Linked DNA regions of Homo sapiens: region 1 is linked to region 2. Evidence: chromatin loops called from intact Hi-C (ENCODE). Cell type or tissue: dorsolateral prefrontal cortex. All regions are shown on one strand. Each heading gives the region's core, and the rest is flanking DNA. Links, peaks and the distances in the headings are about the cores only.

What was found. Peaks named below come from ENCODE experiments on the same cell type or tissue, not always from the same donor. Only the 100,000 strongest peaks of a DNase experiment are listed, where the experiment ranks them.
Region 1: it touches region 2 in a loop (6-fold over the local background); 6 of 110 quality-filtered maps call a loop at or near these places.

What each region holds. Positions count from the first base shown.
Region 1 is chr2:15,728,257-15,733,630 of GRCh38, reverse strand. No RefSeq gene overlaps it. Among named protein-coding and RNA genes, the nearest start is that of LINC01804, 40 kb to the right of the region's middle. RefSeq lists a silencer at 1,285-1,344. In dorsolateral prefrontal cortex, for the core only: no CTCF peak of the experiment used is centred there; a DNase peak (open chromatin) is centred at 2,950; H3K27ac peaks cover 2,001 bases.
Region 2 is chr2:15,798,232-15,803,605 of GRCh38, reverse strand. No RefSeq gene overlaps it. Among named protein-coding and RNA genes, the nearest start is that of LINC01804, 110 kb to the right of the region's middle. RefSeq lists an enhancer at 2,010-2,857. In dorsolateral prefrontal cortex, for the core only: a CTCF peak has its summit at 2,191; a DNase peak (open chromatin) is centred at 2,415; H3K27ac peaks cover 3,829 bases.

The DNA of each region.
Region 1 (5,374 bases), core at 73-5,072, 70 kb after region 2:
AAGGTTCCAATCGAGCAAGTTTTATCATCAGACAAGTTTGGGAACCACTAACTCAAATGGAATTCCTTCCCAGTTAGTAGGAATAATTGGGTTTGGTTGTCTCTGCTTTTTTCAGTGCCAGGATTTCGTTTCTCTTTCTCTCATCCAAGCGTCCAATACGAAAAGAAATTGGACTTTTATGCCCCAAAACTTCCCCTAGGGATGCAAGGCAGGAGGCCCAGGAGAGGTTAGATCATAGAGCTTTTATTTCAAACGGGAGCTCCATTCAAATAAAACCGCACACCGGCCGGGCGCGGTGGCTCATGCCTGTAATCCCAGCATTTTGGGAGGCCAAGGCGGGCAGATCACAAGGTCAGGAGCTTGAGACCACCCTGGCTAATATGGTGAAACCCCATCTCTACTAAAAACACAAAAAAATTAGCCGGGCGTGGTGGCACATGCCTGTAGTCCCAGCTACTCGGGAGGCTGAGGCAGGAGAATTGCTTGAACCCAGGAGGCGGAGGTTGCGGTGAGCCAAGATCGCACTCCAGCCTGGATGACTGAGCCAGACGCCATCTCAAAAACAATAACAACAACAAAAACCTCACACCATTGCAGCTGCACCTAAGTGAGGCTTCAAGTCAGCCCAAGTAGTTATATCAGAAGGAATGGGGGAAAGATGTTGATAAGCTCAGGTAAGATGCCTCAGAAGCTTTTGAGTTTTTAATTTTTTTAAATCTAAGACATTCCTTAAAGGAAGATGCATATTTGGGTCATAGTGGGTTGGAAAAGATGAAGAAAGATCTTTTGGATTTTGAAGCCCTGGCTTGTACCAGGGAGAGGGAGAGGCCAGCCTCAAGAGATACACTGGGCTCGTTTGGAGACACAGGGCCCGGCCCCACCCCATCTCTAGAACCCTCACCATGATAAGTTCCCATCTGTAAAGTGGAGGTGATGATAATGCCAGTCTCACTATGATTCAACACCAGTGGGGGCTGCAGATGCTGGAAGTTTCAAATCGTATTGGGAATGACATCACACAGATGGCTCCTGGAACCAGGCCACGTGGATAAGCCGCCCAAATGGACAGGCAGTAGTGATCTTCCTCTGGCATAATGAGAAAGGGGCTCAGTGATGGGAAGGTAATTTAGTCCCTGGACCAGCTGAGCTGGGCTGGTAGAAACCTTCCTTCCTCTTTGGAAACTGGAAGTGAGAGGCAGGCAGCTGGTAGGTCTCCCAAGAGGCGTGAAACCTAGTAGAGTGGGTTATTTATGCAAATTACAGAGAAACCCCATGTTATAAGATTACGTCTCCTGAGCTGTTTCTTTTCTGTCCTTGTTGGAGAAGCTGAGATGGACTCAATTCAGTTTCTTCATTCATTCATCCATCCATTCATTCCCTCTCCAACACAATACCTGCTATGTAACAGATATTGTGCAGGGAAACAGAAATAAATCTGACCCTAATTCTGGATCTCCAGAGATCTAATGGAGGGAACCCAGCTTAAGCTTAAACCTGTGATTCAGGACAATAAAGTGAAAGGTGTCTGTTGGTGGAGGGCCTTACAGTACTCCGGGGGCTGCAGGGAAAGAGACAGGGAAGGTTGTCTGAAGCAAGGGGCAACTAAACTAGGTTGATAAACAGGGAAAAGCAGAGGAAGGAGGTTCCAGTCTGAGAAAATACATTGATCAAAGGCAAAGGGCTGTGAGGGTCAGGGGTCAGAATACAAAGCTCTAGTGCTGGAGGGGAGTGCCTAGAATTTAGGGAGCACCTGCTAAGGGGAAGCCCAAACACTTCCCAGAACTCCACCTTGGAAGTGACAGCTTCCAAAATCTGCTTCCCCAAATGGCAAAGAAGCACTAAGGCTAATGTTAGCTTCTCCATGTAATCTCCTAGTCCTTGGCACGCTCCTCCATCCTGCCACTTGCGCCTAGCAGAGGGCTGCCTAGAGTGAGCACTCAGTGACGACAGAGAAAGGAACACACATAAAATTCTGCAAAACTCAAATGCAAGAATAAGTGTGAAATGCATTATAAACCGTAAGGAGCTGTAGAACTGTGAGAAATTGTCACCAATAACGATTGCGTTTCTATCCAACTGCTTTGCAGGGGCTGGCACTCCAGAGATGAGGAACAGCCCTGTCCTCAGGGAACCCAGAAGAGTCAACCAGGGATCCCGGGGCTGCCTGGCCAATGCTCTGACAAGATGAAAGGTTCTTGGAAGAGGTGAAACCTGTGCTAACTCCAAGGGCCCACAGGAGTCAGGCAGGTGAGGAACTGGGGTATGGTGTCCCAGACTGGGAACAATCCCAGCAGGTAACAGAAGGCTGATGGCCCAAGAAGGACATGGGTAAGACAGGCTGGAGGGGCATCCACCAGAGGTGATAGCCTGAGGGGCATCACTTGGATTTCAGTCTCAAGGCAAGCTCAAGTGCTGGGAGAGAACATGGCCACTTTTGTGTTTTGCAGCAGAGCTTATCTAGGGGGACACACGTATGCCATGAAATTAATCCCTTCAGCCCTTGAGGCAGTGGGAGAGTTGGGCAGCTCCTACAGTTGCTGCTGGGTTGCTTCCCCCAGACCACCTTGGAGAAGCATGGGATCAGGGCAATCCCTCCAGCAGCTGGGAAGCAGGAGGCTGTGCTACCCGGGGCCATGGCTCACACCTTGGCACCAAGGAGGTGCCACTAAATACAGATGATGTGAATAATACTGGGATGATTGTGAGCAGCTCCTATGCAACCCCCAGAGGAGGCTTACCCGACCCTGATGCTCAGCACAGTCTTCACAGGACTTTTCAACTCTGCCTTGCTGCATTCCTGATTGCATTTCTTTCCTATGCCCAGATCCGCCCATCTCAGAAGGGCTGCAGAGCCTGGGTTCCTGTGGACCCACCACCCTCCTCACAGGTCAGACTCTGTGGCTTCATCCCAGCTGCTGACCCACTGCCAAACCGCAGCAGCCGGCATCTGCCCCAGGGCTGGACAAGCAGCCTGGCTCTGTGCCCAGCCTGCACAGCTGGGAAAGAATGAGTCAGCAGTGTCTTGTCTCCTTGGCCTTACGCTAAGCATGACCTATTACAAGGAAGTAAATAACTGGGGAATGGTCCCAGCAGGGAACTCCCTGAAACCTCAGGGTCTCAGGAATGGGACAAATCTTAGAGGTCTTTTGCACAAATGCTCTTCATGCACTACAGGAGCTCAGCCTATGGAGCCACACTGCCTGGTGTCAAAGCCCTGTGGGACCCTGAGCAAGTTAATAACCCTCTGTTCCTCTGTCAAATGAGGATAATAATAGTATTTACCTAATAGGGTCGTTATGAAAATTGAGTTAATTGGCGTAAAGTGTACACAGCATATAGTAACAACTAACAAGTGTTAGCTATTACTATTGTTATCGTTATGTGAAGCGATCCCTTCTCTGGCATCTCTTATGATTAAGCCCTCATACAAGTGCTTCCAGAGACATGAAGGTCATTACCACGAGAGGCAAACTCTAAGCTGTCTTTCTCTTGGCCTGTACAAAACACAACTGTTACCTCTCATCCTGACGGATATTCACAGTAGATCTCCTCTTCCTGGTATGCCCACCTCCACTCTAGGATGAGACCCTCACTTCCTTCCGAAGTTTTTCAAAGGGAATACTTGTTGTCTCTTTGCCCCCCTTGGCCCCTTCTTCTCGTGATATGCTAATTTGTCCACTCTTCCTCTGAACAACTGAAAACAATGTTCCAGGAGTGGGCAGACCAGCACAAATAGAATAAGAGCATCATCTTTCTTGTTCTAGGCACTGAATCTCTAGCAATCCAGCCTGAAGTCACATTAGCTAACTGACTGCCCCCATACACAGCTGGCCCATAAAATCTCGGTTAATTTGGCTGGGCATGGTGGCTCACGCCTATAATCCCAGCATTTTGGGAGGCTGAGGCAGGTGGATCACCTGAGTCAGGAGTTTGAGACCAGCCTGGCCAACATAGTGAAACCACATTTCTCCTTAAAAAAAATAAAACAAAATTGAGGTTAATTTTAGTTAGAACCTTCTAGGGTCCTTCTCTCATACCCTTGTGCTTGCCATATATCCCCATCACCCCCTGCCAATCTGAGCTAGTTGGTTCAGCTTTTTTGACTCCAAGACAAGACTTCACACTCAATGCTTTAACTTTCATTGTGTCTGCTCTGGCCTGACTTTCATAAAAAGTCACCACCATGATGTCAGCTGTGAGTGTCATTGGTCCATTCTTGTCCAAGCAATCGATTGCAGCTACCCTGACCCAGCTCCTGTGTCCCTTTCCTGAGTCCTTTACACCTTAGCGGTAAGGTGATGGGCACGAGAAGGACTCAGTCCATCTGCAGGTGGAGTCAGCAGATCCCTTCTGCCTTCCAGTCACAGACCTGAAAACCAAACGCTGAGATCGCCCAAAGTTCATGGAGCCACCAATATCCAGAAACAGATGAAAATGTTTAGGAGGCAAGAGGCAGGCCTGGAAGAACCCGAGGACGCCACCTGGGCCCTAGTCCCACTTGGACACTGGCTCTGGGTGTGACCTTGGGTGAGAAACATCCCCTCTAGGCCTCACCCTCCTTATCTATTGAACTTGATAATTCAGGCCATCTCACCCGCAAAGTTCATCACCCCTTCAAATAACTCTGTCACCCACAGTACTTTATTGCACCCCCCTGCTCCATGGGTTAGGACACAAGGAGGTCCTTTCTTTCCGTATCCCACAGGTACATTTAAAGGCTCACCATATGATTATCTAGTCATGGTTCAGACTAAGGAGCTATATTGTAACTACTTTTCCTGCATGTTAACTTTTCCTGAACATAAATCTTGTCTCCGCAGCGAATCCCCCAGGAGTGGGGAGTCTTCCTCCCTACCCCTCTCCCCCTGCCTTCTTTTCCCCATCTGACGTACCATCTGTGTGTTTATTGTTGGTTTTCTCCTCTTGAATGTAACAGAAGCAGCCAGGTTTCATTAATCCCCATATTCTTCTAAACTATAGCTCCAAACTGAGGGTGTGACATTGAGGAAGGGCTCTGCAAATATTTGTTCATCACTAGTTGATTGATGTCATTTGGATTTTCTTAAGCCCACATCTCTAATGCACTGGCAGAATTCGATGAATTCTACTGCAGAAAGGGGAAGGAAGCCTGGTGTATCCAAGACAGAGTCATTCATGCTAGACCAGGATGAACCCAGGAGGTCTCCCAGGGTGGGGCTGGATTTCCTCCTCCGCACCCACCTGGAGGGACGCTAACTCATTCCTGCACAGGCCACCAGCTATGACCATCACAAAGGCTCAGTCTATGCTCCAGAGCGCTGCTCGGACAAGTGTTTTCAGCAGGCATTCAATGACACCATGTGACTGTGTTAGTGACTCCAACCACAGGAGGCTC
Region 2 (5,374 bases), core at 184-5,183:
ATCCTGATTAATATATGTTCACATCACCAAGTTCAGTTTCCACAGCTATTCTGTGAGGCAGGCATTCTTTCCCCCAGTCGACACAAAAGGAATGTAACATTTGGATAATGAACTTGCCCAAGATCACACAACTGGTTTGAAACCCAGCTTGGACTGATTCCAAAGTTCATGCTCTTTCTCCTTTATTCTGCCATCCTCCTCTCAGCCCAACTGAGACTTCCCGATCCCCAGAAGACCAATGAGAAGGGGCCATAGTTTGAAAGTGTGTGTCTACATGCTAACCCCTAAGAAGTCAGCCCTCTTGGCTTCTCCCTCTACCTGCGGAGTTCTGAAGGGAAATGCCCATATTTCACTTAAAAAAAAAGATCAAAAGCCTTCCATCAGTCACTTTAACTTATTTATGAGTTTGATTTTTTTCTTGGATCATTTCCTTTCATTCCTGCCAGAAGCCCTTGCCTGCAATCCTCCCAAGTTATTAATGAAAGAAGTCAAACGGTAGCGAGTGCAGGAACATTCCTGGCTCCTGCTGACTTGTGTCGTGTGTGCTGGAAGCAGATGTTTTCACCCAGATCATAGACACTTGCCAGGCCTCTCACATCTGCCCTGTTTGCAGATGAGGACAAAGGAAGTCAGAGGACAAAGTCTATTTCCAGCCCAGCTAAGAGAAAAGGAAGAGTCAGTGTTCACATGGAGCATCGTGCATTGTGCCCACTTAGTGTGGCCAGCTCTGGGCTGGTTGCTGAGGTCTCCTGGTGAACAAACCAGACATACTTTTCCCAACTTTTCCTCCTATCGTTTCACCTGCGTGAGAAGTTTCAGTAATTTATTGGGTAGGGGTTATCAATAATGGTCACAGCCTTCCTGTCCTCTTACACTGCGGGTTAAAATGGTCTCCTTATTTTATTTTTTTGGGTTTTTTTTTTTTTAGAAAGGGTCTCATGCTGTAGTCCAGGCAATGGCATGATCACAGCTCATGGTAGCCTCTACCTCCTGAGCTAAGTAATCCTCCCACCTCAGCCTCTTGAGTAGCCGGGACCACCACAGGTGTTCACTACTATTCCTGGCTAAATTTTTGATTATTTTTTTGTCGAGATGGGGTTTCAATATATTGCTTAGGTTGGGCTCAAGGGATCCTCCTACTTTGGCCCCTCAAAATTCTGGGATTACAGGCATGAGCCACAGCACCTGGTTTTTATGATTTTTATGGAGTTCTGAATTAAAAAAAAAAAACTCTACAGAAAAGTTTCATATAGATATCTAGGCCAAATATACTCCAGAGATCTATTGTAGCTAAGGTTCTGGTGCCCAGAAAGAGAAAACTAGACAAGCAACTCGCCCTAGGGCACATCGTGTTGGCCAATCCCCAGCCTCTGCCATGCCAGTTCACACAGCGGATTCATTTTTCCCTTGCTTGTCTGGGTAGACTCCTCTCCCCTCTATTATAACCAAATTGAAGCATTCTCTCTGGGTCTAAGTGATTCACCCATTTAAAAGCCTTCCATTCTCTTATCCCAGGCAGGAGAAGACCCTGCCTGAACCCAGCTATGTGGAGAGGCCCACGGGATGGAGGTTGAGGTGGAGCATGAGCTGCCCCTGAGCAGACAGAACAACACAAAGGGGCTGGGAATTGAGAGTGGCGGTGCCCACAGGGAGCCCACAGGCAGGAAGACCCAGGCTGGAGGATCAGGGCCCCCACGGAGGAAGACTTTGGACTAAAAGTCACAAGACCTTGCTTTTAGTGCCAGCTTTGTCACTAACTGGCAATTTACCGTAATGAAATCACCGATACTGGCCCAACCTTCATTTCTTCATCTGTAAAACATATTGCCAGGGACGAAGTTTGCAATTTCGTTGACTTCAAAAGGTGGCTGTGGGAATAAACTAAGATACTGGAAGAGAAATGGCTGTGCACGTGGTAGGTCTATCGAAACGCTAAGGGGACTTCATAATCATTTGCACGTTGTCATAAAGGTTTTGAGAACCGATTATGTCAGCGATACAAGCCTAGGTCTGAATCGCTTGCATTTGTGCCTATACTGTGTGCATGAGTGTGTGTGCACACAGATTTTTCTGTTCTGGAGAGAGTCTGGGCCATCAAGCGTTTGAAGGTTCAAATCCTTCATACCCCGGCAGCGTTGCTGACTGCACCTCCACTGGGGAGCAAAGGTGGGGCAGCCATCCCTAGGATCTTGGTTTCTAGCAGACCGAGGATGGAGGCTGCGTGCTCAGATTCCTGGGCCTCTCCTCCTGGGCATCTTCCTTCCTGTTCCTCCTCGTGGCTGACTCCTGGCCTGTGGCCGCCATCCCCACCAGCTGGCTCATTTGCATGTGGCCCCAGTGGGTTCCTGTGCCCACACAATGAAGTGGCTGTACCCATGCTTCTGCCCCTGGGTCCTAGCCAGGCCTGCACTCACACTGTGGGCTCCATTCATTCCAAAGGACACACAGTCCCCAGCCGCCGGGGCCCACCAAGGCTTGGAGAGACCCAGGGCCCAGTCTCACCCTGGAGGCGGCTGAAGGCCTGGGTCTTGCGTCATCAAACATTGCTCACATTCCGGGGGGAGGAGAGGAGACAAGGCTTCCTCAACACTGGTCCGCTCCAGGCCCAGCCTAGCTTCTGAACTCTTGTATTTTGCTTGTACCACCCTGCACTGGCCAACTTCCTTCTGCCAGGTTTTGCTCTCTTCGGAGCTGGCGTACACAGTTGTGTGACAGGGTTTGAGTCCCACATCGGCTGCTTACCCACTGTGTGACTTTAGCCAAATTGCATCAACTCCTTTCAGAACCTTCATTCCCCATTTGTAAAATGAGGGTATTAATTTCTGTCTCTCAGGATCGTTGTAAAAATGAAATGAAATGTGCAAAGCGTCACCGTCCCTTTTACTGAGTGGGTGTTGATAAAGGATTGTGTCATTGAAATAAAGGTGTGACCTCGGCAAAGCATGTTATCTCTTGGGGCCTGCTATTCACCTGGGATGGGGGTGAACCCCAGTACTCAGGGACACGGTAGGAACCGGCTGGAGGTAAAAACACTTTATACACCTGAAGTCCCATCTGGGCATGGTGTTAGATCCTCTGGAATATCAAGTCATTACCGAAATGATTGCAAAGCCCTTGGCATTCGCTATACTTGGGTGAATATTCACTATACTGGGGTGGGTGTGGGGTGTGGGGTGTGGGGACAGGGCTGTGCCTGAAGCCAGAGACCATGCCGGACATACATGGTGTAGACTTCTGGAATTCTAATAGTCCCATCTGGTGGGTCGTCCCCTCACAGTGTAACCTCCCGGGTTCATTGAACCCATGCAGTTCCTCTCGTGCATGTGCCTCTGACTCTGACTGCATGCGCTGACATCACGGGAGCAGTATGCTGACCTGGGGGAGCAGGGATTTTGGTGCCAGAAAAATTGGATAATATGCGATGGCCTGACTTCACTCTCCCCTATGTCCATCCTCTTGGGATGCTCCTGGGCTTGCCCTGTAGGCTGTGTTCCCTGTGGCTCATGTACAAGAAGGATCAGGCCAGGGTCCCAGGGTCCCCAGGCACCTGCCCTCTCCCCTGCGCTGCCTTCCTGTCCAGGAAGCAGCCGGGACTTCCTGGTGTGAGGCCTGAGGACCTATTGGCCTGCAGAGCCCTTCAAAGATCTCTCAGCACTGCCTCACTCGCCTCATTCCCAGCTAGTCCCAGGACAACCCCGGGAGCAGGGAGGGCACTTGGGGTGTTGGGGAATATGCTGAGTTGGAACTCAAAACACCCTGGGTTTGAGGTCTGGCTTTGCCACTTGTGGGATCTGTGACTCTGGCCTTCGATTTCTCCCCTGTCACAGTGACCCAATTGGGAACCAGGTTGCTGCAAGGACAAATGCCAAGCACTTAGCACTGGCTGAGTGTTCCCTAGATAGAAAAGGGTACGTGAATCTACTGGTTGTATTTGTCTCTGCACATCTGGTGCCTGGCACAGCACCCGATAGTCATAGCTACAGTTGTGTTTAGATTTGCATCAGCTGAGCACCTGTTTCAGGCTCTGCTAGAGACTACCTCAAGGATGAGTCACCTGTTTCTAGGGTGCTTCCAGACCAGTAGGAGCAAGAGGGTGACTTGTGCTTGTACCTCTGACCATGAAGCAAAACAGACCCAGACCCAGAGCCCTGCACTGAGAGAGGGTGGCACCAGGTGCTCTGTGGGAGGGGGCTGGAGGGACCACAGGGTCAGAGAGGGAGGAACGCACGGAAGAAGAAAGTTTGGGACCTCTAGGATGCAAAGGAATTGTCCAGGCTGAGCCAGAGGAAGGGCAGTGGATCCATTACAGCACCTGCTCTCTGTGCCTGGGCATAGGCCCCTCCTCTGTCTAGAATGTCTGTCTTCTCCCTTAATCACCAGCAATCATAGCTCATCCTCCAAGCCTTAGTTCAGGCACTTTTCTCCCTCTGAGCCTTCAGCTAGCCTTGGAGGCTCCATCTTATCCTGGAAGTCCTTCTGCTGTCACACTCATGATCCTGCATTGTATCCGTTTTCTTTCTCCTCTTTCTTTTCAGAGATGAGTATCCTTAGGACTGGATGCCTGGAAAGGACCCTTAAAACCTCTCAAGGGGTTCCATCCAAGTAGGATATGGGGACTGAGTGACTCAGAGATAAGAAAGCCAGGTGGCGATTTCAGTGCTAGGGCCAGGCTGTGGCCAACTGCATGCAGGCTGGTTGAGTTCATTCACTGATAGTGGGAGATGAGGCCAGAAGGAAATATTAGGGCCAGATGGTGAGGAGCTTAAAGTTCAAGCCTGGAAGTTGGGATTTTTTCCCAGAAGCATCGGAATCAGCTTAGTTTCTTTTACAAATATTCATCTACCATGACTAGCTGAGGCCAGTGGCACTTGGCTGAGATGTCTCAGGGATTCCTCTGGCATTTCCTTCCTCCCTCCTTCCCTTCCTCCTTTCTTCTCTTTTTCCCTTCTGTCCTTCCTTTCAACCTTCCTCCATATCTTACTTTCTTCCACCAATATTTATTGAATGACTAAGTAAGTGCCATCCATTCACAGGTTAACCAGATAAAAACTTTGTCCTCAAAAGCTCACAATGTTATGGAGAAAATGGACACAGAAACAAGGAAGGCAGTGTGCTAAATCCCACCCACCTCTTTGATGGAAACGGTCCACTCCTAGTCCAGCTCCGCTTCACAGTTAGTGTCTTCCGGAGCCAAAATCAGCTATTTTTCTGGCATGACCACATCTCTGAGCCTGGCCCATCTTTGGAGACCAGATTACTGGACAATTTGTTTATATTTACTTGGGACCCCTTGGCCCTCAGGGGCAACTCTGAGGACCCCCACATTCCCTAGATGGCTGCATTCCCGTGGGCAGGTGGTGACGGCGTACACATG